Regions from separate parts of the Homo sapiens genome. Here region 2 is linked to region 1. A link is an interaction called in ENCODE POLR2A ChIA-PET data of the cell type or tissue named here. Cell type or tissue: OCI-LY7. All regions are shown on one strand. Links, peaks and the distances in the headings refer to the core of each region. The heading gives the core; the rest is flanking DNA. Region 1 overlaps COL6A6 (collagen type VI alpha 6 chain). Region 2 overlaps ATP2C1 (ATPase secretory pathway Ca2+ transporting 1).

Region 1 (2,914 bases), core at 174-2,673:
CTTCAAGGGGTTTCAATGGAGAAGGACAAAGCACAGGCCTATGAGACTATAAGAAGCACATTAGAAAACTCTGTGAAAAGACAGGCATGAGAGCAGAAGCTCAAGGGGGAGGCAGGTTATTAGAGCCACCTTTGATAGTAGTGATTTTGAGCCAGACTTTGTGGACAGTGTTTTGATGGGGAAAGGGAAGAGAATGTAGGCTATGTGGGCAGCAGAGCAGCACTGGTTCAATGGGAGTGAACTAGGGGGAAGAGCTCATACATTTTCCTTTTTATACCAGTTGTTCTCACCTGGAGATTTTCCATTCCCAGTGGACATTTGGCAATGTCTGGAAATATTTTTGATTCTGCTGGGGTGTGGGGTGCCACTGACATCTAGTGGGTAGAGGTCAACCCACTACTGTTGTTAGTATGCTGCTAATAGGATGTTAGATGCTGCTAAACATCCTGCAGTGCACAGAAGAGTTCCCCAAAATAAAGAATTGTGCAGCCCGAAGGTCAATAGTTGAGAAACTATATAGGTTGAAAAGCCTGGACCTACACATATTTAGCACATTGAATTAGGGTTCTCCAGCGAAACAAAATCAATAGGTACAGAAAGGCAATGTGTGAGTGGCAGAGAGAGAGAGAGAGAGAGAGAGAGAGACTGTGTGTGTGTGTGTGTGTGTCTGTGTGTGTGTGTGTGTGTGTGTAGAGGAGGGGGGTGGAGAGGAGAGAAAGAGAGACTTCAAGAAATTGGTTCACGTAATTATGAGGGTTGACAAGTCCCAAATTTGCGGAGTAGGCCAACAAGTTGGAAATTCCAGCAGGAGTTGATGTTGCCATCTTAAGTCTGAAAGCAGAATTTCTTCTCCCTCAGGGGACCTCAGTCTTTTTCCTTAAGGCCTTCAGCTGATTGAATGAGGCCCACATGCATTACTGAGGGTAATCTACTGCACTTGAAATCTCCTGATTTAAATGTTAATCATATCTAAAAAACACCTTCACAGCAACACGGAGACTGGTGTTTGACTAAATAACTGGGCCCCACAGCCTAGCCAAAGGTTAAGCACCCTAACATATTACAACCATTTAACTTTCAAAACCCTGTGAGGCAAATTTAATCCTTGTTTTAAAGACAAAGGAAATAAAACTCAGAGAATAAATTTTCCCAGAGTTGCACAGTTAATAATACTAACAGTTAACATATTTTCACCACTTACTTTGAGCAGTGCTGTGTTAACAGCTCTAGGTTATCTCATTTAATCCAATTCAGGTAGCTACTAGTATTTTTATCAACTCCATTTGATAGATGAGAATGCTGAGGTACAGAAAGGCGATGTAAATTTTCCAGAGCCAAACGGTTTTTAAGCAACAGAGCAAGGGTTTTGAGGCCAGGCAGTCCGGCTTCAGAGTCCATACCCTAATCCATGGTCCTCACACTGGAACAAGCTTCAGACGGTATTTTTATCAACTCCATTTGATAGATGAGAATGCTGAGGTACAGAAAGGTGATGTAAATTTTCCAGAGCCAAACGGTTTTTAAGCAACAGAGCCAGGGTTTCGAAGCCAGGCAGTCTGGCTTCAGAGTCCATACCCTAACCTGTGATCCTCACACTGGAACAAGCCTCAGAATCGCCAGGAGGGCTAGACTGAAACACTGACAGCTGGGCCACAGCCCCAGAGACTCTGAATCAGTAGGTCATGGTGAGCCTCAGGATTTGCATATCAAACAATGTTCCAGGTGATGCTAATACGGAAGGGCTGAGGACAACACTTTGAGAACCACTCCTCTAAACCACTGTGCTGCCCTCTGCTGAGGAGGGGGACTGAGTTCGTGCAATCCTCAAAAATTCACTGAGCCCCTGCCATATACCAGGTGTTGGAGATAAAATAACAAGGCAGTCATGGTCCTTTCCCTCATGAACTTTTCCAGGGCCAGGAGGTTAAATTTATGTCAACAGAAAGAGATCTGGCTTTAATAGAGAACCTCACTAAGGACTACAGGTGCTCCCAGCAGGGGCCCCTTCTCTGGGTGTGGACCAGGAAAGATACCTCAGAAAAAGCAGATGACTAAGCTGAGGAGAAGACTTGAAGGAGAAGCAGAAATTAAACAGGTGATTGTAATGAGGTGAGGCAGCATGTCCAAGGCAGGGAGATCAGCATGTATCTGGAAAGGCCCAGAGGGGACAGAAGAGCTTAAGCAGTTCAGCAAGCTAAGTCACAATAGGTTGCCTGTGTCTCCCTGGCATATCATCATACAATCTGCACAATACATTTTCTGTGCTCCATTTTCCTCATCTGTATACTAGGGATGAAAATACCATATTTCCTGAATTCAGAGTGAACATTTCCACTCCACCCTGATTTTAACATGCATGAAATCAGGATGTGTGTTACTAGAGATTTGTACACTTCCTGCTTTTTTTTTTTTTTTTTTTACATTTCCTGCTGTGTTTTTGTACATTTCCTGCTGTGTTTTTCCCCCCTTCATTGAAAGCTATTGGTCAACTGATGATCTCTCAGAATTAAGAAAAGATGGAGTCATTTTGCCTTGCCTATCTCCTAGGGCAAAGAGAATAAGGGGCTATCAAATGAGATTGAGGCCCAGAGTGGCTCTCAGCCCAGGCTGCACCTTGGCATCACCTGGGGATGTTGCCCAGGCTGGAGTGCAGTGGCGGCATGATCTCAGCTCACTGCAAGCTCCAGCTCCCGGGTTCACGCCATTCTCGTGCCTCAGCCTCCCAAGTTGCTGGGACTACAGGTGTCCACCACACCTGGCTAATTTTTTATAGTTTTAGGAGAGAGAGGGTTATGCAACGTGTCAGCCAGGATGGTTTCGATCTTCCGACCTTGTGATCCACCTGCCTACGGCCTCCCAAAGTGCTGGGATTACAGGCGTGAGCCACTGCTCCCGGCTTACCTGGGGAGCTTTT
Region 2 (2,914 bases), core at 105-2,604, 400 kb before region 1:
TAGTATATGTAGGTTTGTTGTTTTACCTGTTTTCAACCAGATTCACATAGTACTTATATAGTGTTTATGAACTTTCCATATTCATTTTGAGGACACCAGATACAAAACTAAAAGCACTGGCCCTGCTTTGGGGTCCAAGAATAGAGGTGAAGGGTAAAAGGATCTGATGTGGCAAGCAGACTTCTGCTACAGACTGAAGAGGTGGGTCCTTGAGATTTCCAGTGAAATATGTACATCCGTGTTTATATAGCTGTTTTCTACCAAGATGGTATAATTCCTACTATGTGTACTTGCTCACTGGTTTCATTGCACACAAGAATACTACTGGGCAACCAAAACCAGGCGCAAATGTGTTGAGATGTTTAATGTGTTTCACATGATAGGAAAACAGCGAAAGAACACATATAAAGATCACATGCATAAAATACACATGGAGTTGGAAGGCGACGCCCAAGGGCTGAGAGACCTGGTATGTGAGCGTGAGTGTGTGTGATAAGGTTCTCATCCCTGCATACATGTGACATTCCTAGCCTTAGTAGAAAAACTTGGTTTAATAGTTTGAGCCTAGTATGGCAGACACATTTTAAAGGACAAAGCAGTATACTGGTAGTTATTACCATACAGCAGTGCTAGTTTTGTCTACATATTTATAGAAATGAGGATTAGCCAGAGCAGTTAAAACGATCTGGTTATCCCATATATTAACACATACTGGGTCTTGGATATACTATTTTATTTAATGTTTTAGTATCACCTAGGCTTTCCAGTTCAAGTACTTTTTGAAAACCTTTATCTCCTCATTGGAGTAGTTTTGCTATCCAGTTTTTGTGTTTGTTTTATTTGCCTCGTTCCATGCCTGAACTTTGTAGGTAGATACACATTATTCGAAACTATATCTAGATGCTCAAATTAAGATGGTGGATAGGAGGCAGGACTAGCTTGTATCTCCCATTCTGACAGACAGAGCAACATGTGGAGACTCACATCATGAACTTTTGCTACAATACAAGAACTACCACAGGAACAAACCAGGAAAGCCAAGAGAATCCACAGACCCTTTGAAGAAATTGGATCACCACTGCAGGTTCTCTGGGAGGCCTAAAAACTATGAGTCCATTTGCTTTCTCAAGGGGGAGGCTTGTGGTCTGGGGCAAAGTATCCACCCTGGTAACCGGCTACCTGGAAAAAGACTTGGTGATGTTGGGGAGGCATGATGGAAGTGAGACCAGCCTTTAAGACCACAGGTTGCATGGAAGCAAGGTAAGGTCTGTGACTGCCAGCTTTCCCCCACTTCCCTGGTGGCCTGTATGACTCAGCAGAGGCAGCCACAATCCCCCTGGGACTATAACTCCACTGGACTGGGAACCACACCCTCACCCCACCCCCCGCAACAGCAGCTGCAGCAAGCTCACCCAAGGAGAGGCTGAGACACCCCTATTCCTGCCCCCACCTCGTAGTCTTTCTCTAGCCATCCTGGTAGCCAAAGACAAAGGTCATAATCTCTTGGGAGCTCTATGGGCCTGCTCACTGCCTGAGAAACCTGAATACTTGACCAAGTGTCTCTAGGGCAAATGTGCATCCTCCCTGTAGCACCACAGCTGATATGCTCTTGAAAGTGCCAACTCCCAGCTGGAGGACAACCAACACAAAACCAGCACACTAAACAAAAACACAACCAAGGACCCTCACAGAGTCTACTTCACTCCCCAGCTACCTCCACCAGAGCAGGTACTAGTATCCACAGCTGCAAGACCTGAAAACGGATCACATCATAGGACTCTTTACAGACACTCGCCAGTACTAGCCTGGCACCTGGTAGCTCGACTGGGTGGCTAGACCCAGAAGAGCAAAAACAATCACTACAGTTTGGCACTCAGGAAGCCCCATTCCTAGGGGAAAGGGGAGAACACCACATCAAGGGAGAACCCCATGGGACAAAAGAATCTGAAAAGCAGCCCTTGAATCCCAGATCTTCCCTCTGACATAGTCTACCCAAATGAGAAGGAACCAGAAAAACAATTCTGGTAATATGACAAAACAAGGTTCTTTAACACCACCAAAAGATCGTACCAGCTCATCAGCAATGGATCCGAACAAAGACGAACTCTCTGAATTGCCAGAAAAAGAATTTAGAAGGTCAATTATTAAGCTAATCAAAGGAGGCACCAGAGAAAGCTGAAGTCCAACTTAAAGAAATCAAAAACATGATACAGGATATAAAAGGAAAATTCTTCAGTGAAATATATAGCATAAATAAAAAACAACCACAACTTCTGGAAATCAAGGACACACTTAGAGAAATGCCAAACGCACTGGGAAGTCTCAGCAATAGAATCGAACAAGCAGAAGAAAGAACTTCAGAGACAGAAGACAATGCTTTCGAATTAACCCAATCTGCCAAGATAAAGAAAAATTATTTTAAAAAAAATAAACAAAGCATCCGTGAAGGCTGGGTCTACGTTAAACATCCAAAGCTAAAAATAATTCGTGTTCCTGAGGAAGAAAAGAAATTTGAAAGTTTGGAAAACATATTTCAGGAAATAATCAAGGAAAACTTCCCCGGTCTTGCTAGAGATCTAGACATCCAAATCTCAAGAGGCTCAAAAATACCTGGGAAATTCATCATAAAAAGATGGCCCAGGCACATAGTCATCATTACCTAAAGTCAAGATGAAGGAAAGAATCTTAAGAGCTGTGGGGCAAAAGTATCAGGTAACCTATAAAGAAAAACCTATCAGATTAACAGTGTATCTTTCAGCAGAAACCCTACAAGCTAGAAGGGACTGGGGTCCTATATTTAGCCTCCTTCAACAAAACAATTATCAGCCAAGAATTTTGTATCCAGCAAAACTAAGCTTCATAAATGAAGGAGAGATAAAGTCTTTATCAGACAAACAAATGCTGGGAGAATTTG

The links. ChIA-PET counts read pairs that join two places held together with the same protein. Peaks named below come from ENCODE experiments on the same cell type or tissue, not always from the same donor. Only the 100,000 strongest peaks of a DNase experiment are listed, where the experiment ranks them.
Region 2: POLR2A ChIA-PET joins it to region 1 with 6 read pairs; 1 of 35 experiments calls an interaction of 5 or more read pairs at or near these places.

What each region holds. Positions count from the first base shown.
Region 1 is chr3:130,528,793-130,531,706 of GRCh38, reverse strand. The region is part of intron 1 of COL6A6 (collagen type VI alpha 6 chain); the gene reads right to left. Among named protein-coding and RNA genes, the nearest start is that of COL6A6, 13 kb to the right of the region's middle. In OCI-LY7, for the core only: CTCF peaks have their summits at 1,613 and 1,815 (motif pointing left); a DNase peak (open chromatin) is centred at 1,716; H3K4me3 peaks cover 403 bases.
Region 2 is chr3:130,924,275-130,927,188 of GRCh38, reverse strand. All of the region lies in intron 2 of ATP2C1 (ATPase secretory pathway Ca2+ transporting 1), which reads right to left. Among named protein-coding and RNA genes, the nearest start is that of ATP2C1, 32 kb to the right of the region's middle. In OCI-LY7, for the core only: no CTCF peak of the experiment used is centred there; a DNase peak (open chromatin) is centred at 1,348; H3K4me3 peaks cover 582 bases.